5 separate regions of the Homo sapiens genome follow, and regions 1, 2, 3 and 4 are each linked to region 5. The links are chromatin contacts, found by Hi-C or POLR2A ChIA-PET in ENCODE. All regions are on one chromosome and are shown on one strand. The core of a region is the stretch at or near the end of the contact, and the rest is flanking DNA. Distances in the headings are between cores, read along the strand shown.

Region 1 (3,916 bases), core at 1,325-3,824, 790 kb before region 5:
CTTTTTTTTGACAAAAACAGACAATTATGTTACCTTATCTTCTGTATTCCACTCTGAGACTTCCATTGTATTTTATGTTGCTGCCTCTAGGGCTGGATTTCTGCTTGTTGGGTGTTAACAGGAAAACAAACAAACAAACAAACAAAAAATATATGGTGGGGATGCTGGAATTTAGCATACCTACCATGGTTTGGAATTACCCTAAGGGAGTCTAGAAATTCCAGTTTGTCAAGTATCCAGTCTTGTTTTTTAAGAACACAGACTAGGAAAAGCAGAAGATCACTCTACAAAACTTTTACAAGAGTTTGTCAAGTCTGGGGTAGTAAGAGCAAATGTATAAGGGTACGTGGTTCCCTTAGGACCAAAAAGAGGTGTGAATTTGTAAGGCATCTAACTTTCTCTTGCTTGAATGAATTTGCGTCACTATCTTAAATTGAAGTATTGTTTAACTGTGTTCAATTCAACTTCTTCCAGAAGGAGAGGAAAAGGCCCAACACCTGCCTGTCAGGGCTCCTGGATCACGCCCTGCTGCCTGCTGACCTATATTGGACTCGAGCCCTTCTTCTGGCATGCTCACCTGTTAACCCACCTATCAGCCCACACCTCTGACTGCTGGCTGCTCCCCATTGAGCCTGAAATACTGTGCTATCTGCCTGTACCCTTTTGCATAAGCTGGGGTTGGGTTATCTCAGATTTCTATTTGGGTCAAGATTGCCACATACCTCACCTCTTCTGTTCTGGTCCTCATCCTGTGTTCCTGGACAAAAATAACATTTGAGTAGAAAGCTTTTCTACTTGTTGACATAGTTGAACAGATTTTGCTTTATTGAGATGAAATGGAGCCTAAATTTATCTGGAAATGTGTGGAATCAGTAGAGAGAAGTAAACACAACTCGAAGAAAGCGGGAAACCCCTGTGTACAATTCAGCTTTTTCACTCCCAGGGAGTTGGGCATGATTGTAAAGAATGATGTTTTCAAGCCTGCCAATAACAGAACACGTCTGTATCCATTGTGGATGGGCTTCTTTGAGAAAGCTTCCTTTTCGCCCAAGTAGAGGAGCTCTTCACTGCCCTAAGATTCTGCTTTCCTACTCCCATGTCAGAGCAGGAAAAGGTGAATATTTTTCACACAGAATAGCCTCATCCATTCCCACGGGGAGTGAGATAGTTCCTGTAGGGTGCTAGTGATGGCATAAAATTACAGCTCACTAGAGAAACAGTTGCGAGTAAAGAAATATATACATTTCCTCTATTTGTGTTCCCTGTCTGTGTTGTCTAAGTTGCAAACAACAGACTCCACTTCAGCTAGGTTAAAGGGAAAAGAGGTTTAATAAAGAAAATTAAATAGCTTATAGCATCACTGGGGAACTAGAGAAACAGATTTAAGGCTAAGCTTCCAGAAACATATCCCAAAACATGCCCCCAAACCGTGACACTGACATGAAGAGACAGTTGTCATTGCTGCTTTATTGAACAGAGGACTGAGAATTTTTCTACAGTCACTGCTGTTCTCTGCACTGATGGAAGCCAAGCCTGCCTGGAGAACTCAACTTTGCAACCCAAAGCTGGTGGCTAATGTGGCTACCCCTACCAACAAAATGGAAACTCCACCAGGTGTCTGAATCCAGCTCTCACGGTATGTATCCTGCAGGTGGCACGTTGGGAAGATGCAAGGGAGGCTGGGAATTTGAGTCCCGATTTCCAGATTGTGACTGTGGGTCACAGTGAAGATTAGCTTTGCTTTCAAGCATACGCATCAATCCAGCAGGAAGATGTCTTCCCAATTCTAGACATGAACCTGCAACCTAGTAAAGTGGTTAAGAATATGAGCTTCAGAATTAATCAGTCATGGATTTATGTTTTCTCAGAGTGATTGTGAGCCGGTCACTTTCCCTCTCTTTCTTTCTCAACTGAGCCTCAGCTTCCTTCTTTGTAAAATACAGATAATATTTCCGTAGAGGTGGTATGTGACACAAATTTAAACAAGCATGTATGGAAAATCCTCAGCATAGTGTTTTTATAATGTAGTGAGCATTCAGTGTATGGTGGCTCTCATTCCAGTTACTAGTAATAAGAGCTGAAAGTTTATGGTCTAAAAGAGAAAAAAAATACTTATGACCAAAACTCATAATGCTAATAATAATAAGAAGAATCCTACTAATAACAAACCAGCCTTGAACCAAGCCACCCAAGTTCATCTTAACATTTCTTATAAGAAATTTCAGTTCATGCAAGGGATTTATATGGCAATAGCTGAACAATGGGAAAGTTTGAGGTCGATGCTTCCTCAACTGTTTCCAAAATAAACAGTTACAGGAAGCTCACTACCCTGTGCATTAAAGCGCAGGGGGAATAAGGAGGGGGCTCTGTTACTTTAAGCTCACTACAGGAGACGTGGGAGCAGATCAATATGTGGTTAAGTGTTTTAGCTGCACTTTTATTACGTTTGACAGCGATGACAACATAGCATGCACTGAATAAAATGACTAACGCACACATTTCTCCCGCATGCATACTGCTTCTATTTTTCGAACCTCCTGAGTGAAAGGCAGTCATACAAAAAGCATGCAGAGTGGGAGTTCCAAGTGGCTAGGGCCAGAATTGCCCACGGATTCCAGATTTCCAGAGTCACAGAGGGGAACCTGACTACCCGAAGCAGAAAGAACAAAAAGGGCTGCATGAACATGAACATGTTAACTACTGAACAGTAGTTAACAGTCGGATGAACTGAGAAAGGCATGCTTACGTACATAGCTACATTTCTTTCTCCTCAAGCCTTATCTCTTTCCCATAATGTGGGCAGTGCTGATGAGTGAAAAAATACACAAGCCCGTCTAAGTACACTGTAGATTTACACAGCACAGGGCTGAACTTAAAAACAACAACAACAAAACGCTGTTATTTGAGTAACTTTTCAAAATCCTATTTAGATGCCACCCGTTTCTACCTTTTCACTGACACCCAGATGTTTTCACTTGGATTTGAGGCCCCAGCAGGCAGCATCCAGATGTTTTGAGGGGGCAGAGGAAGTTCTTTCATTTGTGGCAAATTTGAGAAGTGAAGATTCATTGACTCATGTAATATTAATCTTCCTACATAAGGAAATTGGAGCCAAGCTGTTTGCCCACTTTCTCAGTTATGTGTGGGGTCACTGAACTGGGGTGGGGCAGTGGGGAACCCCTTTGGCTGGGATTTTGTGCAGATGGCACTGAATTCCAAAATACTTACCACGTTTTCTCATTAGCCCTATGCAATTCTTTTTATTCACTTCAAGACCATTTAGTGGAGCAGGAAGAAACTGCAGGCCTTTTGGAGGTATTTCCTTGTGATTCTGGTCCAATCCACCACCACCGTCTCACGCTTAGAACCCTGCAATCCTTCGTAAGTATTTGTTCTGGAATCCTGTTACTCTGTTACTAAAACCACTCCTATTTCTCACCTTGCTCAAGCTTCTCATCTCACTTAGAAAAAGGAATTTTTACAAACAAATCTTTCCATTAGCATCATAATGTTTTTCATGTTTGGCTCTGACTCAGTTTCCTTTCACTTTCTGGGAGCCTTTCCTCACCCTCCTACCTCGCTCACTCTGCTGTGGCCCTACCACCTTTCTGTTACTCAAACTCGCTTTTCACCCTCCTGCTTGGATGAATGAGCAGAGTCATTGCTTGTAGTGTCCCCTTTGTCCAAAATGTTCTTCCCTGGATATTCCCTGGGCCTGCCACATTCCACGCAGGTTTCTGTCCAGGGCTTAACTGTTTTTTGTTTGTTTGTTTGTTTGTTTGTTTTTGAGATGGAGTCTTGCTCTGTTGCCCAGGCCAGAGTGCAGTGGCGCAATCTCGGCTCACTGCAAGCTCCGCCTCCCGGGTTCACGCCATTCTCCTGCCTCGGCCTCCCGAGTAGCTGGGACTACAGGCGC
Region 2 (3,876 bases), core at 1,362-3,861, 620 kb before region 5:
TGCATTTATCAGTGTGTCTTGTCTTGCTCTTTTATGAAATCGCCTTCAGAGTTCAAAGAAGTATTACTAGCCATCTATATATTATCTTTGTATTACATCCAGTATACATCAAGAATAAAAACAATATCTAGATAGGCAATGAAAGGATTTGGTGGAGAATAAAATGATGATGAGTATATTGGGAATGCTTTTAGTTTTCATAACTTTAGTTTTTTTTTTTTTTTTTTGAGATGGAGTCTTGCTCTGTCACCCAGGTTGGAGTGCAGTGGCTCCATCTCGGCTCACTGCAAGCTCCGCCTCCCAGGTTCATGCCATTCTCCTGCCTCAGCCTCCGGAGTAGCGAGTAGCTGGGACTACAGGCGCCTGCCAACACACCTGGCTATTTTTTTTTTTTTTTGTATTTTTAGTAGAGATGGGGTTTCACCGTGTTAGCCAGGATGGTCTCGATCTCCTGACCTTGTGATCTGCCTGCCTCCGCCTCCCAAAGTGCTGGGATTACAGGCGTGAGCCACCACGCCCGGCCTAGTTTTCATAACTTTAGTTCTAACTTGTTTTTTCTCTTCTAGAACTGTATTATGGTATTTACCTTTGAGAAAAACCTCAACTTTGATCGGTCATATTAAATAGATGATTCTGCTTATATTTTAGGTGGGTGCCCCACGTGGATATGTGCTCCATATTTAACCTAACTTCTCAGCTTTACTGCATGCCAAGTTTCAAAAAAGCTTTCAGTTTTTAAGGATCCTGGAATAATCCTACATCTAAACCTACAGAGAGTCCTTTGGCTCAAAGCCCTAAAATATCTAATACCGTGCATCACTCTTACAAGGCCATTGATCTTTTAGAAACTGGAATACTTTGTTTTACCTCCCTTCTAACCCCAAGAATGGACGAACCAGGCAGAGCACACACTCACAATTTTATGGTGTCCCATTGTAGATGAAGCCCACGCAAAAAGGCCAAGAGAAGGGGAAATCTTCTTTTAATGCTGGGATAATTTGAAAGACAATGTGAATACTTTAGGCCTGAATTATCTGGTTGGGCTTTAGTGCCAATTAAGTTAACCCAATAAATTATTCTAGGGCTGATAATTTGCAGTGAACAAAGAGAAGCAGAGGGTGAAGATAAATACCTGAAGGATTCATTTACAAACTCAGTTAATAATGTTTTCTGTCCTAATTGCTCAGTTTGGCTATCTAAGTTGATCTATTTGCTGTGTAATTATATAATTGCTTAATTCTCCACTCCAGGTTGTTGAGAGGATTAAATGAAATAGTATATTTAAGGAATTAAGTAGTGCCGGTTCCACCTATTTATCTCTGGCCCATTCCCCCGCATTCTTAGTACAACCCACCAATGAATGGGTGGTCAGGTCTCTTGTGGGAAAAACTTGCATTACAGCATTTTCCAACCTTGCACCATTTTACTCCGTGCAAATTACACCATAATTAATTTGGCCAAAGGACAGTTACACAGATACAACTACAGGCCAGGATTACATCCTGAAAACCAAAGCTATAGAATGAACTCCCTGAGCATCCGTGAGTGAGAATGTCTAAAAGACTAGAACAAAGGGGGCTCACATTTTGTGGATGCATTATATGTGCTGTCTGATTTAGTCTTCACGAGAATTCTCTGAAGGTTAAATGAACAATTTTATAGAAGATGCTAAGATTCATTGAGGTTCAATAATGCTTCCCAAGTTGCGTAACTGTGAAGCGGTAGGAGTAAAACATTTGCCCACAGCCTTTATTCTTTCCAGTACACCGTGGGCCCTTCAGATGCAGTGCCATTCACCCAAGGGGCATAGCGTCTTATATTTCAACTTGAAAAAGATGCACATCATGGACAAAGATATATATTTGGCTAAATTTTATAGATTGGATAGCTTACTTTGGATTTAAATGATAGCAGCCAAAGATTCCATTGGTTTTTAAACTGGATTATTTTCTTTTCCTGTTTTGAAAAAATATAAACCAGTGAATTGAGAGCAATAGTTCTTATGGAAAGGTGTGTCAGCTTCAGATTACTCATTTGCTGTGCTTTATCCAGTGGGGTCCCACTTGTCCTCTTGGGGACACCCACGAAATCCTGTGTGACTGTAGTGACAGACAGTAGAAGACCTATAGAGAGGAGGGAAAAGGGAGTGAAAAAAAAAAAGGATTTGGTGTAGCTATTCCCCATATAAATATTAATGGAGAATTCTTTGGTCTTGAGCTGGAAAAATGGGTTTAATTTTTCTGTCATAATCCTCTTTGACTTGTGCCCTTGAGCAAGTCTCTCATCTCTCTTTATCTTGGTTTCATCAGCAGCAAAACAACACCAGCCAGGTCTACTAGGCTTCTTGTGAGATCAAATGGAAGGATCTATGTGAAAGGTCTTTGAAACATAAAAGCAAAGGGCACTGTGCAAACGTGAGGATTATTTGCAGTCAGTCTGTTCCATTTCTGTTGCCAGGCAAATCTTTGGATATTTGCCCCAACCACAACATCCTCATGACGGGCATGGTGCATGGTAGAAACCGGAAACAGGCCACTTTCACATTATTTTAAAATTTGTTATGAAATTTTGCCAAAACTTTATAAATACCAGCCAGGGCCATGGGGTGTTGTACCACATTCTTTCCACCTCATGAACCATTGTTTTTTGTTCTGAACTCGTAAGTTGAAATGCATTGAGTTGCAGTTGCTTAGCTGGGTCAGCTTGTGAAATGCCTGATATGTAATGCTTGATTCTAGCCAATTATCTTTAGTTCCTCTCTTTTATTAGTGTTAAATTTGAATTACAACGGGAAGGGTGGGAGTGGAGTGCGTACTATGCGCTAAACCTTTAAGGCAGTGAATTCATTTGTATTATTTTATTATGCCTCTTTATAGCCACCATTGGTTTCAGTCCTTTGTTGATTTTTAGAAGACTCCAAACTCATCTTTCCCTCTGTTTTGTTTTAAACCTGTTTCCTAAAAGCAAAAGATGAACTTTTCTGTTTCAAAGTGTGATAGAAAAAAAAAATAACAACTCACAACAATCTTAAACTTGTAGTTAACAAAATAAACTGCAGATAAAACCCCTGAAGGTCTTGGCAGCAAATGTTTCCCACTAAAATGGAACTCTGTGCACTCATAGTCTGAAACAAATTAGGAAGGAGGGGGAAAAATCAACAGCTCTGGGGTGAAACTGGGGTTGGTGCTGCCTCATCATTTTTAAACCAAAAATAAAACAAGCAAATTTTGTTTAACTGCAGGTCAAAATAAAAAAAAAATTAAAAAGTCCCTCATCTGTTCAGTGTAATTACTAACAGAGTGCAGTCTTACCAGCTGCAGGGTTCATGGATAAATGGAAAGAACCATAATTTTCTCTCCCTGGGGTTAAACCCCCAAACTTTAAGTCTGTTCCTCTACAGTATGCTTTTAATATACCATGAGAAGCCAAGTCAGAACATTTTTAGCGTATGTCTCTACTTTTTTTTAACCAGAATGAAATAATTATGTACACATAAGAGTTAAAGCTCTGCGGAAAAAAAAAAAATTCTTTCTCCAATGTCCTCAATTAGGACACTGTATCCCTTCCCTAATGATGACTGTATGGTCTCCAGGTTTTTGTCACCAAGAGATGGGCGGAATTGGCTGTACTTGAGATTTCTCAAATATTGCCAATTTCTTTTCAAATGTTCTTGTTTCATCACCACCAGAAAAAGTGTTTCCTTGTACATTTCACTTAATTTTAAGCCCGAGTGTATATTAAGAAAATTTGACCCATATGTTCCTGATTTATTTACACTTAACTCATTGAACTCTTCTTTTATTACTATTTTTAACATTTTTGGTGTCCAAAATACCCAGTGAATTTTTTTTTTTAAACCATCCTTAAGCCCTTATT
Region 3 (4,073 bases), core at 55-2,554, 900 kb before region 5:
AATCAAGCAAGTTTCATTTTTCAGGATCCAAGATCTTCCTGCCTTCCTTTCCTGGTAGGACTCAAGGGATTCTTCCTGGGCTCATAGACACTAGGTGTGAAACCATGCAAAAGGACAGGAAATGGGTGTCACTCTTCTTTATTGAGGAGATTCTGGAATTATTTTTACCGGAGTTGATTAGAGAATAAAATGTGGTAGTCAAGATCAGACCTGTCCTCTCAGGCTCTTTTCCTTCTAAGACAGGAGAATCTTCTGAGAGGTTCCCATAGAAGAGAACCCTCACGCTGCAAGTATCCAGGATACACATTCTGATTCATGCGAGTTCTAAGAAAATCTTTATTTTGGGACATTTGAGGCTTGTCATCAAAGAACTCTAACTTTCTATCTCCCATCTATCTATCTATCTATCTATCTATCTATCTATCTATCTATCTATCTATCATCTATCTGTCTTCTTTCTATATATTTTCTATTTTCTATATATATTTCTATTCTATATATTTCTATTTTTTATATAATATATATGTGAGATATATATCACAGAGAGATGTATTCTTTTTCTCTATATATATATGTGGGAAAGTGTTTTGTAAATGGTGAAGAACTACTGTTGTTATAATCCCATTTCTGTCCAATGTAGATGCTGATTTTTATCTTGCTTGATAATTGTTTTCAGGTGAGATTATATCCGATAAATACTTTTTAAATTCCTTTTTCTTCTGTTTCCTTTCTGTTTGTTTTCTTTTTGCTTTTGTTTCTTTAGTTTTCTGGTGAAAAATGATTCCATTGGAAATTTTATATCAGAACAAGTGTTTTCAGAAAAGGAAGGGATTCTCAGATTTAAAGGAAAAAGTTTCCCTAAAAGTCAGAGCAGCTAGAGCTACTAGGAAACCCCTTTATCTAATCAATCAAGTCTTAACTATAACACACTCAACCGATGCTTGGGTAGAATATAAATTCCAAGTCACATGAGGTCTTATCAGTTATAATACTGAGAAAGAATTAGCCCCTCTGTTTTGGTAAGATGATAGCTGTGGGCTAATTCGTTTTTTCTTGATATATTTGGGGGATTTGAAAACTTAGGAAGTAAACAGGTTATTTTGTTCAGGGAACCTTTTCTGAAAGAGTTACCAGGGTTCATCTGATGCCATTAGCTTTGCCAGTAATTTCCATGATGTCAAGGGCACATGGGAGATTAAAGAGGGATTAAGACCTGCTTGCACAGTCAAAGCATCACAGTAAATTGACTTGACTTGGCAGGCTACACTTCAGGTTGGCACCTTTTCACCACCTAATCATATACAATCCAGGTTTGCAGTGTTAGCTAGGCTACTTTCACAGAGGCCAAGAAATGTTAAGCAGGCAAGGTAGGAGGTGAAAGTTGCTGGGAAGGAGTGGATGGACTTCCAGGAGAATGCTCAAGGCCAGGCTGCCACCATGAGCTGCCGAGGAGGATTAAAACATTAAGGAAAATGCTTGTTGTTGTTGTTGTTCTTTTTTCCTCAGAATCTTTCAAAAATGAATTTCATTTTCTATTTACCCTCCTTCCACCCGCTCCCAAGTTTTCCAGATATACGTTCCTCTTAAAACCTTTTTAATCGCTCAGGTTATTATCAACTCTTCTGCAAAAGGAATCAGGTTTGCCCAGGAACTTCACTGAATAAAGATGAGTTTATATCTTAAAAAGGAAACAGCTGGATGGCAAAAGCCAGGGCGGGAGGCAGCTCTTGTTTCATTAGTGAAGGGAAACTCGAGGGCCCGGAGAGAACAACTGGGCTGGCAGCCACGGCGGGGAGAAGAAAAGGAAACACACGATCATAAAGAACTAATCATGAAAAATGGAAAGTGAGAAAGAGCCAAGAACAACAAGCAATAAATAGATTTGGAAGGGGGAAAAAGATGAGGAGGAATGAAAAGCTATGCTCAGGAAAGAAGCAACAAGAGCATGTGCGTTTCATTTGAAAAAAATTAATGATTCTGAAAATCATTAAAAAGTCTTAAGGAAAATGTTTTAAGATAGCTTTTCAGACCCAGGTTTTATTTCTATGTGTTGTTTCAGAGTCTATTCCAGTGCATGAAAAAAAAAAATCATGTGGAACTAGTGGGAGAAACTTAACATACAATGTGCCTGAGTGATTGGTTTCCCTCTGCTTTTTTTTTTTTTTTAATGATTTCTGCCTGATGGTGGGGAATAGAAGCAATTAGTTTGGCTATGTAGGATCACTGATAAATCTGGGGATTCTAAGATTAACTCATACAATTCTAGTCGTAATTAGAAATATCAAATACATTTTCACCTGTGCAGTAATCACGTAATGTTCATTTATTTGTCATGAGGGGGTGATGATTCAGCACTCACAGGTATATCTTTAAATATTTTCAGACGAAATGAGCATGGATTTAAGGAGGAACTAAGAGGAAAACCGGATCCTAGTCTGTCCTTCATCTTGAAAGAGGACTATTGGTCATGTTCATATATTTTATCATGTTGAATCTGTTCATCGAAACATAGCCAATAGTCCAGGCAAGCCTAGAGAGAAGATATATGTATATATATATATATATATATATATATATATATATATATACACACACTATTTGAAGTTTCACATCAGTTACAGATAATACTTTACAAATTAAATGTTGTTGGTCTTTTATTTGGGGGATGCCTTATTAGCTTTTTAAAAATTAGTTTTTAATAGCAGCATTTGTTTAAGAAGGAAGAAAAAATGCTTGGTGGTACCTTCTGGAAGGTACATTAATCTTGTTAATGACACCACAGTTCATGGTTGGCAAAACAGGACTTTTGAATCAACCTGTATTGTGTGTGTGAATGTGTATGTGCTTGAGAAAGAAGGCCAGGGCACTAAAGATACATGAGAAGTGCATGAAGACAGGATGCAGGATTTCCTATGATTTTATGTTGTTCTTAATTAGGAAGCATATTGGCAGCAAATGCTAACATGTGTTAGGATGTTTAGCTGAAGCCAAATAAATGTTTTCTATTACAACTCTGAATTCCATGCCTGGTCGGAACCCGTGCTTTTCTGCTCATGGCTTACAAAATCCCGTTAAAAGTCATCTCAAGGGCCAATTTTCTGTTGGCTCACAGAGCAAAATGACTTTCACCACATGTTTTCCTGAAGGGTTATCTACAACTCCGGGTGGAAGTCAAAGATTGGAAGAGGATGACCTCTGATCCTGGAACTGCATTGCTTGGTGGTCAGGAGGGGTTCTTAGTAAGCAAACTCAGTTTAATCCCAGAGTCGGAAGTGGGTGTCAACAAGCCAAAGCAACATCCTTTCAGCTCTGCTGCTTTTTTGTCTTGGTGGAGGAATAGCCAATGGAAGAAGATGGAGAGTCCGGACCAAAAAAAAAAAAAAAAGATGAGGTAAAGTAGCTACACTTGTGTACATAAGGAACCATGTAAAAGTATGCTATGTATGTATGTATTTATTTATTGTTTTGAGACAGGGTCCTGCTCTGTCACCCGGGCTGGAGTGCAGCGGCAGGATCTCGGCTCACTGCAACCTTCACCTCCCGGGTTCAGATGATCCTCTCACTTCAGCTTCCTGAGTAGCTGGGACTGCAGGAAGGCCCCACCATGCCTGGCTAATTTTTGTATTTTTAGTGGAGACAGGTTGCCATGTTGCCCAGGATGGTTTCGAACTTCTGAGTTCAAGTGATCCTTCCGCCTTGGCTGGCCAAAGTGCTGGGATTAAAAGTGGGAGCCACCGGGCCCGGCCATTTTTTTCTATCCACGTCTTTTTCACTGCTGTGTCTGAGAAATTTTACACGCTCTCATATATGTAGCTGAAATGATGCAGGAGTTCCCCGGCACCAGCCGCTTGGTACTCTCATTTATTAATATCAATAAATCAATGAAGCCAGGTTGCAAGGCATTCTTAGGTATTCATTCACCATGCTAGGACCGCATTGCCTGGAGCTCTTCAGCAGTTTTTCACTGCAAGGCCTTCACACAAGCTAGTCCCTCTTTCTGGAACATTCCTCTCCACGTTTTGCACGGCCTATTCCCTCGCCTGGTTCAGATCTCTTCCCAATTGTCCTTTCTC
Region 4 (4,106 bases), core at 863-3,362, 670 kb after region 5:
AATTCATTTTAATATTGTCACTTAATAAATATGCCACAAGTTTTTTGTTCCCCTCTAAATTATCTTAAATTTCTTCAAAATATGAGCTCAGAAAGAGGGTGAGTTCTTATTGTGTGTGGCAGGGACTGGGGAAAGCACAAAATTAAGTAAACTATGGGCACTCCCCAGCCCCCTCCACCCATAACACCCTCAGTCGCCCAGAGCTCAGAGGGTACAAACTAGAAATCAACCCACCAAGTTCATTTCTAACTCAAGCCTTGGTGTTGCGATTTTACCTACTGAAATGCTCTTCCCTGCAAACTTTGCCTGGCCTCCTCTTCCTCTCCAATCTAACACTTTACCTGGCCTGGCTTTCTTCTCTTGGGAAAGGTTGCAGTGAGCCGAGATTGCACCATTGCACTCCAGCCTGGGTGACAGAGTGAGACTCTGACTCAAAAAAAAAACAAAAACAAAAACAAAAAAACATAGCGTCTCCTCCTGTTGAGGGAAAGGATGAGCCGTCTAGCCCAGGGAAGAGCCGAAGTCAAGGTGCTGGGGGCTGCCAGGATGCAGGTGGCTCTTCGTAAGCATGGGTGCTTGTGGAGAAGTGGTGGGCAGCCACGTGGAATCCAGGTGTGCAGAGGGCAGACTGTGAGTGTCTTGTGTGGGGTGCTAAGGAGCTAGTTCTTCCTGTTGAAATTCAAAGGCCACTATTGAACGGGAGGGAGGCTTTATGGGGTGTGTTTTAGGAAGGTGATAGGGAAGCAGAAGGAAGATAGAATATTGGGGCCTGGAGTGACGGAAGGAGAAAGGGCTCCCAGTATAAAGACCACTGCATTCATATAGTCAGGAGGGAACGGGTCCCTGGAGACCAAGGCAACAGGTCCATGAAGGTCATGTCTAGGGAGCACGACTGAGTGAATCCACTCAAGAAAGATGATCTCCTACACTTTTCTTTCACATTCGCCAAAATGAGGCTGTAATTGAATGTTTGCATCCCAGGTTTGAAACCTAATCTCAGAACCAAATCTTCCCCCTTTTTACAGGTTCCTGAAAGTCCTCTGGCACCTTCAATTGCCTGTATTCATCATAAGTCTGAAGTCCCTTCTCTTAACGCAGCGAATGCCTCTGCTTCTTAAAGAAGCTAAGCTCATCTCCAACTCAGGGCCTTTGTGTTTGCCATTCCCTCTTCTTGGAATGCCATTCCATGTGATTTTGCCTTCTTGGCTGCTCCTCATCACTCACCTTATTACTTAACCATTACCTCCTTAGGGGGCCTTTCCTACCCACTTCCCAGGGTGCCATATTTCCAGCTTTTACTTTCTTTGCCCTTTCATCATTTAAAATGGCCCAGCACTCTTATTTGTTAAAGTATTTATTCTCTCCCTTTCCTCAATAGAATGTCTTGTGGGGTAAAAGAATAAAGATTTTTCTCTGGCTTTGTTGCTTTGACCTCAGTACATACAACAATGCATGGCACATAGTAGATGCTCAATAAATTTGTATTGAATGAGTGACCCAAGGAACCAGAAAGGTGAAAATTAGGATCTGAAGATACCCTGTTGCTCAGGAGCCACCATTTATTCTCTTTTCTCAACGACATTCTCTTCCTCTATTATTATATTAATCCACCCACAAGGAGAGGAGAGACTTGCATCAATGCAAGAGCAAATTCTCCAAGGCAAGTAATAAATCCCACTGCAGGTTTTGCCCAGTGGATATCAGTTCTGGTAGTGGGAAGCATCACTTTTTCTCTGGGCAAGGTACATATCTATGTGACAGCCTCTGTTTATAATAGCTACCACAGAGACCAGACAGGAGGCATTAAAAATTAAACAAGAGAAGAGTCGATCAGCTTCCAATCTTGGGTTTATAGACAGGAAAATGCTTAATGACAGGTGGTCTCTGTACCAGAGGTGGCCTCTGAGAGACATTTCTCTTGATTTTATTTTTTAATTAACTTTTATTTTCAGTATTTTGTCCCCCTTTTCTGCCCCCGATGGAATAATATTTAAATGATAAAAGGCTCACCGCTGTTTCCAGAGCAGCCCAGATCACCTCTCCACCCAGCTGCAAGGGGAGGGAATCTTTAAAGATCACTCTGTTTTGGAATTCTAATGTTGCCAAGTGGCACACATGGATTCTCATCATATGGCTCCCAACTGCAGTTCTTTAAGCTAAAGAGTGCAGTTCTTCACGCTTCCTTGTGACAGTCTCCTAATTACCCATTCTGAGCCCTCTGAAACAGCATTCCTCCTAGTTAAGGATCTCTGCCATCACCGCAAGACACCAGTGAGTTGACTATATTTTATTCAGCATCTATCCACTGTGCATGAATAGTAAAATAGGCACAGTCTAAGGCTTACTATGTGGCATTAAGATATATTCTGACTCAGAACAGAGTCACTGTTAGATTAAATATAGAATATATATATATGAATACACACATAAACTTTTATTATAATGTAGTCATTAATACTTCCAAGTAAGTCATATCTTACTTTAGTATGAATGCTGCCCTCTCATATCCATGATCTCGTCTGATTTTCACAGTCACCCAGGGAGATAGCAATCGTATTCTACTCATCTTACAGAAGTCAAAGCTAAGGCTCACAGAGGCTGAGTAACTTACCTAAGGTCATATAGCTAATGAGTGCCATAGCTGAGATTTGAACCTAGGCAGTCTGATACCAGAGCTATGCTTCACAACACTGAAATGTACAGGTGTGTCCTGAGGAATGATGAAAGGAGAAAAAAAATAATTTTGGAAGTATAGTAGGAATTAGATTGTGCAGGATCTTAAATGCCATGAGAAGTCATTTGGAGTTTATTTAAGTCACTTAAGGAAATATCAGGGTTTGAATGAAAGGTCTTTGAATAAAAAGACTGACAGTTTTACCCTCCACTTTGTCACTTTATTATAATTAAAATTATATATATATACATATATGTCTGTTATATTTGTGCCACTCTCTTTGCTAGAATGAATCTGTGACATGAACAGAGTCCTTGTGTGACTTATTCATTGCCTACCTACGTCAATGTCTGGCATATATAAGGCACTCAGTATTCATTGAGTGAATGAACCAAGGAAACCATGTCTAAAGCTCCAATGCCATCCCAAGCCTGGACCCCGGGTTCCTTAAACTAAAAGCACACCATTGTCCAACACAGCTGTCCTAGATGTTGAACAGAATGACCCCTTGGACCCAGCCCCATCCGGTTCTGCCCATCCCTCACAACAGACTTGGAATATAAACCTGGCCTCAGGTTTTCTTAGAAGACAAGATGGCCTTGTTCTGGTTTGCTGAATGTAGCATACCACTCTGGATTACCTGATTTGATAGGGACTCTTGTCAAAAGTGGTCACCTTGCCTATCTGCTGTGCAATTTCCCTTTATTATTAAGTGTTGTATCACATAGCTTCATTTGAACAGTAGTAAAAGAGGAGGCAAAAAAAGAAAAGAAAAGAAAAGAAAGAAACCACCCACATGTGAACTCACCCCTCCCTGTTCATTCCGACCTTCGCTTCATTGCCTCCTCCATATCCTCCACTGTTAGTACAGAGCACTTAACCTTCCACGGGGTATTTTTATGCTCCATTTTCTGTGCCATTATGAAGGAGATGAAAGTAAATGGAGTTCTCTTTGGATGGGAGCTGTTATCACCCACTTACGGGCTTTCCCACCCTTCCCACTTCCCAAAGGGGAAACACAGATGCAAAGAGAGTGAAGGTGTTTTCGAATTAAATGCATCTCAGAAAGCCAGGTAGGCAAGAACAAATATGCCTTTTGCTAGGAATGCCAAACTAGTAAAGCACCTCCAATTGATCTGCACGGAAGAGCATTTACTTAGTAACAAAGCAGACCAGTGCAAGACCGGCTAAGCTGTCTTGTTTACTCCCTGCCGGGGTCTTGTGCTTCTCATTTCCAACACTTGTCACACACAACTACTTGTGTAATGTCTGCTTTCAAGGATATTGTTATGATGATCTATTCTCATGTAACTTAGTGGCTGAAAACAATAACAGACATTTGCTTTGCTCACAAATATGCAATTTGGGTCAGGCTCATTAGCAGTAGCACATGACTGTTATACACAGGGCAGCTGTGTTAGCTCCACTGAGG
Region 5 (3,905 bases), core at 145-2,644:
AGAAAAAAATGTTAATAGCCAAATCCCGGGTTGATTTTCATAGATTGAAAACTCAATTTTAGAGGAAAAGAAGGGTCAACTGAATCTTCTGTGTGTCAGGTGCTCACTTAATCTTCCCAATGGAGTCAGTACCTATGAAGTACAAATGAGGTGCCAGAAAGCTGCTATGTTCCAGAACCAAGTCTTTTCTTTGAAAGACTAAATTCTCTGCTTTGTCCCTGCTGCTTTGAGAGTTTGGTTACGTATATGATAAGGCCGTGTAATAATCTTGACATCTATGACTTCTATTTGAAGAACACAACTATGCATCTTTTCTGCATCCTAATAGAAGCAGACCTATTCAGAGACAAGAGTCTTTGTGCATAGTTTCAACTTTCATGCACTTTAGTCACCTGTTTTTTTTTTTTTTTTTAAGGCAGATTTTGACTCCAAAAGTCCAGGATGGGGCCTGAGGTTCTGCATGTCTAACAATTTCCCAGCTGATGCCAAAGCTGCTGATCAGAGTCTACACCTTAAGAAGTAAGGACTGTCAGAGAGCAGTGAGCTGAAGTGCCAGGGTAGAGACTTGGGATAAGGGGCCAAAAGGACTGGCTTCTGTCAAAGTTAAAACTTGGCGCCCCTAGGGAAATTCCTTCAGTGGATTGTGGAGCCATTTGCAAAACAAGGGCTAGTGTAGTCCTCTGGTTGGCTTTTTCACCAGCAGGCTTGAGGTTCTCTACCCATACACAGCTCTCCTGAAGTCCACCGCTGTTTTGTTTGGACAGGCTGGTCTCAAGTCTGAGCTTGCACACAAAGAGCTTATCACCAACACTGGCCTTTCTCTGGCAGCTGTTTTCCTTCCGAGTCCCAGGGCTCTAGTCTGAGGGCAGGAAAAAGGCTTGCTGGAGAAAGAAGGGGTGCTATCAGCAAGCTGTGGTAGATGCCTGGCTTCAAGACCTTGCGGGGGAGTACCTCTCCCACACATACCTCCTTACACACACCCCAAAGATCAGCTTCTCCACTATGTCCTTGCCCTAGAATAAGTATGAAATAAGCAGTTTGATAAATCTATCGGTTTTGTCCATAAAAGCTGGCGAAGAAGCAGAGACTAAATTACTTCCTATAATAAAACAAGGAATTTCTATAAATTACAAGGACTGAATGTCAAGTCCTACAGAAAAACCTGCTCATGGGCATATGTGTCCGTGATGGAACAACACATATCCCACCAGCATGAGGTCAGGCATATGAAATCAGTATGAGGTATATGAGTGCCACATCTAGGAGAACTGATAAAAATCAGAGTCGTTGTCAGCTGTGTAAATTGAGAGGAAAAGGCGCCTTCAGCGACTTCCTTTGGGGAAGGCTTGTTTTGTGCTGGTGAACTGCTCCCCCTGGTGGATCAGAAATCGTCATGGTCGGGATTCCATTCTGAAGGGAGCAAACATGCTCTGGAGAAAACTGGGCAGTTGCAGGTATAGAGATATCCTCCCAAAAAAAGCTAATTTCTGAGCCCCCAGAAATACATTGAATACCTTCTGGGACCCTAACTGAGTCTTAGTGTGGCCATGATGTGAATTGCAAAGTTTGTCTTCCCACATTATTGGAGTTGTCTTGTGTATTCTCATTATTATGGTTGTTTCAAAATTGTGGCTGTATATTGATTTGAGAGATACGGAAAAGTCTTAAGTCCTGTATTTTATTTTATTTCCACTTTAAAAGCAATTCTGGATATTTACAAGGGGAAAAAGACCAACAGCGAGGAGAACATTTTTCTGTGAAATCATTTGTTTCCCTTACTGTCTACTTTTAACTGCTCTCTCTGAGGTGGTCATGTCGATTGTGATTAATTTATGCCTGGGCCTCTTGTTCTACTTCCCTCAACCTAAAAATAAGTTTTGTGATTTTCTCAGGATGAAATTTCTACTTTCATTATTTATGTCAGTGCCAATAGAGATAGTTTATGTTGTTGTTTTCATTAAAGAGATTTTTTGTATGCCCTGCCATGCACAAAGAGGAGATTTTGCAGGTCAGGCAGAGATGAAAATCTCTGACAACACTCTTACTCTTTCGAACATTCTGCAATGAGGATTGCAGCTTCAGTCCAAACAGTGTATAAGCTAAATAAGGAAGTGTTTTAAATATTTATTTAACAAGACATATTTTAAATAACCTACATATGTAAATAGAGTTCTTAGCCTGTACATTATTGCCAGGTCGATTCTCATGTTCTGATATATAATTAATTACTGGTTTATTCCTCTGTAAACCGAAGCAGGGAATAATTCCGTGATGCCAGGTCACTGATGTCAGCAAAATGTAATACCCTTTGTCAGTGGGATCTGTGCAGGAGAAATTGAGACTGTAAAATCTGTGATGGTGGGTGCCAAAAGGTGTCCAAAAAACAAGTTCCTATCTCCATTTTAGTTGTTTTCTCCTGATGTGTAGACTTTTTCTCTATGTTACCTAAGTGGGATTAGAATGCACATTTTTTATGTTAATGCAAACTCAGAATGCCTATGCAGTCTAAACTATGCATTTTATAAGTCACCTAAAGTGTCATCTAAAGTAAATGCATATCATGACCATTTTAAGCAGCACTATTATATTTAGAAACAATAACAACACAAATATCAATCATTTTGGTAATTCTTGATCATTGAAAAAATGAATTTTTAAATGTTTAAGCAAAATCCACAAGTCATTTTTAACTTTTTGAGAGAAAAATATGGCGATATGTATGTATATATATATAATTTTGTTTTCACTTAAATGAGCACCTGTCTTTCAAATTACTCTACTAAAAACTTCTAAAGGGCAAAAATTCTGAACATCAAATTTGTCAAGGGTATAGATAGCCCTAGGAAAGAAAAAAGCAGGCAAAAATGTGGCACCTTTTCTCCTTAGACTTCATTTCTGATGATGTAAAATAAGTAATCATCTCCAATACCTTAGCACTTTGCTCGTTTGGGTCAGTGGTGCAACAAGCATATTTCATTTAAACATAGCACATGTCAGTTACCAAAAACCCAACTCAAAGTTTTTATTCCAAGCTCTCTGAATTAGCTCCTCAACTAAATTCTAGCTAGTGGATTAATGACATAAAATATCTTGGCTCATGGCCACAACATCCGGGAAATTTAGTGTGGAAAATCATGTAAAATGATTGGTTTATGCCATCATAACATACCAACCTATTGGTCATGTCACCTTTTAACCATCATCTACTTGTTTTGCCACGCTTAAAAATGTTCTATATTAAATCCATAATAGATCTTTTTGCTATTCTTGCGGGGCACTTTTGGCTCATGACTGTAATCCCAGCACTTTGGGAGGCTGAGGCGGGTGAATCACTTGAGATCAGGAGTTTGAGACCAGCCTGGCCAACATGATGAAATTCCATCTCTGTCAAAAAATACAAGAATCCAGGCATGGTGGCACACACCTGTAGTCTCAGCTCCTCAGAAGGCTGAGATGGGAGAATCCCTTGTATCTGGCAGGCGGAGGTTTTAGTAAGCCAAGATCACGACATTGCACTCCAGACTGGGCGACAGAGTGAGACCCTGTGTCAAAAAAAAAAAAAAAAAAAATCTTTGTGCTATTCTGCTTTGGGAAGAAATATTAAAGTGCTGGGAAAATAAAAAATGGCAGTAACAAAAAAATAGAATTTTATGGTCTGAGTGATCATCAGAAGCACTGTTAGATGCTGCGTCCATCTTTTCGTTGATGGTACATTTTGGTGCTTAAAATAAATGCCATTTCTGTAATTAACGAATAGGGCTAGTGAGGTATAAATTCGTCTTGGCAGGTTTGAACTCAGTGCTGTTGTGCAGTTGTATGAACAAGGAAATTAAATGTGAAAAATGGCCAATCTGTCTATCCTCTGGGTTCCCTCAACAACGCGGCCTCATGAAGTACCTGCTGCC

What was found. A loop is a pair of places that touch in the nucleus more often than their neighbours do. ChIA-PET counts read pairs that join two places held with the same protein, here RNA polymerase II (POLR2A). Pooled maps may share reads with other maps.
Region 1: a map of endothelial cell of umbilical vein shows a loop between it and region 5 (4-fold over the local background). The contact joins two enhancer-like sites. A Hi-C loop is called at or near these places in 5 of 168 maps with a recorded cell type or tissue (GM12878, IMR-90, ascending aorta and 2 more), 2 of 37 single-sample maps with no recorded cell type and 9 of 50 pooled maps. POLR2A ChIA-PET finds 5 or more read pairs at or near these places in 1 of 52 experiments (endothelial cell of umbilical vein).
Region 2: a map of ascending aorta shows a loop between it and region 5 (2.6-fold over the local background). The contact joins two enhancer-like sites. A Hi-C loop is called at or near these places in 2 of 168 maps with a recorded cell type or tissue (ascending aorta and endothelial cell of umbilical vein) and 8 of 50 pooled maps.
Region 3: a map of endothelial cell of umbilical vein shows a loop between it and region 5 (4-fold over the local background). The contact joins two enhancer-like sites. A Hi-C loop is called at or near these places in 6 of 168 maps with a recorded cell type or tissue (CD4-positive, alpha-beta T cell, Calu3, aorta and 2 more) and 9 of 50 pooled maps.
Region 4: a loop to region 5 is called in a map of GM12878, with 4 times the contacts of the local background. The contact joins the promoter of LINC02852 here to the enhancer-like site in region 5. A Hi-C loop is called at or near these places in 3 of 168 maps with a recorded cell type or tissue (GM12878, endothelial cell of umbilical vein and naive thymus-derived CD4-positive, alpha-beta T cell), 3 of 37 single-sample maps with no recorded cell type and 11 of 50 pooled maps.

What each region holds. Positions count from the first base shown.
Region 1 is chr15:96,046,254-96,050,169 of GRCh38, reverse strand. The region is part of intron 1 of LOC112268156 (a long non-coding RNA gene); the gene reads right to left. It overlaps LOC105370998 (a long non-coding RNA gene), which reads left to right. Exons shown (of 4, transcript XR_001751688.2): 2 at 475-1,636; 3 at 3,275-3,381. Among named protein-coding and RNA genes, the nearest start is that of NR2F2-AS1, 280 kb to the left of the region's middle. Within about 2 kb of position 2,574, at least 4 of the 41 ENCODE cell types and tissues checked have a DNase peak (open chromatin) inside an H3K27ac peak, as active enhancers do.
Region 2 is chr15:95,874,071-95,877,946 of GRCh38, reverse strand. No RefSeq gene overlaps it. Among named protein-coding and RNA genes, the nearest start is that of LINC00924, 440 kb to the right of the region's middle. Within about 2 kb of position 2,611, at least 7 of the 41 ENCODE cell types and tissues checked have a DNase peak (open chromatin) inside an H3K27ac peak, as active enhancers do; they include ascending aorta, where a contact is called at or near this core.
Region 3 is chr15:96,158,187-96,162,259 of GRCh38, reverse strand. The region is part of intron 3 of NR2F2-AS1 (NR2F2 antisense RNA 1); the gene reads left to right. All of the region lies in intron 1 of LOC112268156 (a long non-coding RNA gene), which reads right to left. Among named protein-coding and RNA genes, the nearest start is that of NR2F2-AS1, 170 kb to the left of the region's middle. Within about 2 kb of position 1,304, at least 9 of the 41 ENCODE cell types and tissues checked have a DNase peak (open chromatin) inside an H3K27ac peak, as active enhancers do; they include endothelial cell of umbilical vein, where a contact is called at or near this core.
Region 4 is chr15:94,587,262-94,591,367 of GRCh38, reverse strand. LINC02852 (long intergenic non-protein coding RNA 2852) reads left to right here and starts at 2,112. Exons shown (of 3, transcript XR_932641.4): 1 at 2,112-2,271.
Region 5 is chr15:95,257,085-95,260,989 of GRCh38, reverse strand. No RefSeq gene overlaps it. Among named protein-coding and RNA genes, the nearest start is that of LETR1, 68 kb to the left of the region's middle. Within about 2 kb of position 1,394, at least 8 of the 41 ENCODE cell types and tissues checked have a DNase peak (open chromatin) inside an H3K27ac peak, as active enhancers do; they include ascending aorta and endothelial cell of umbilical vein, where a contact is called at or near this core.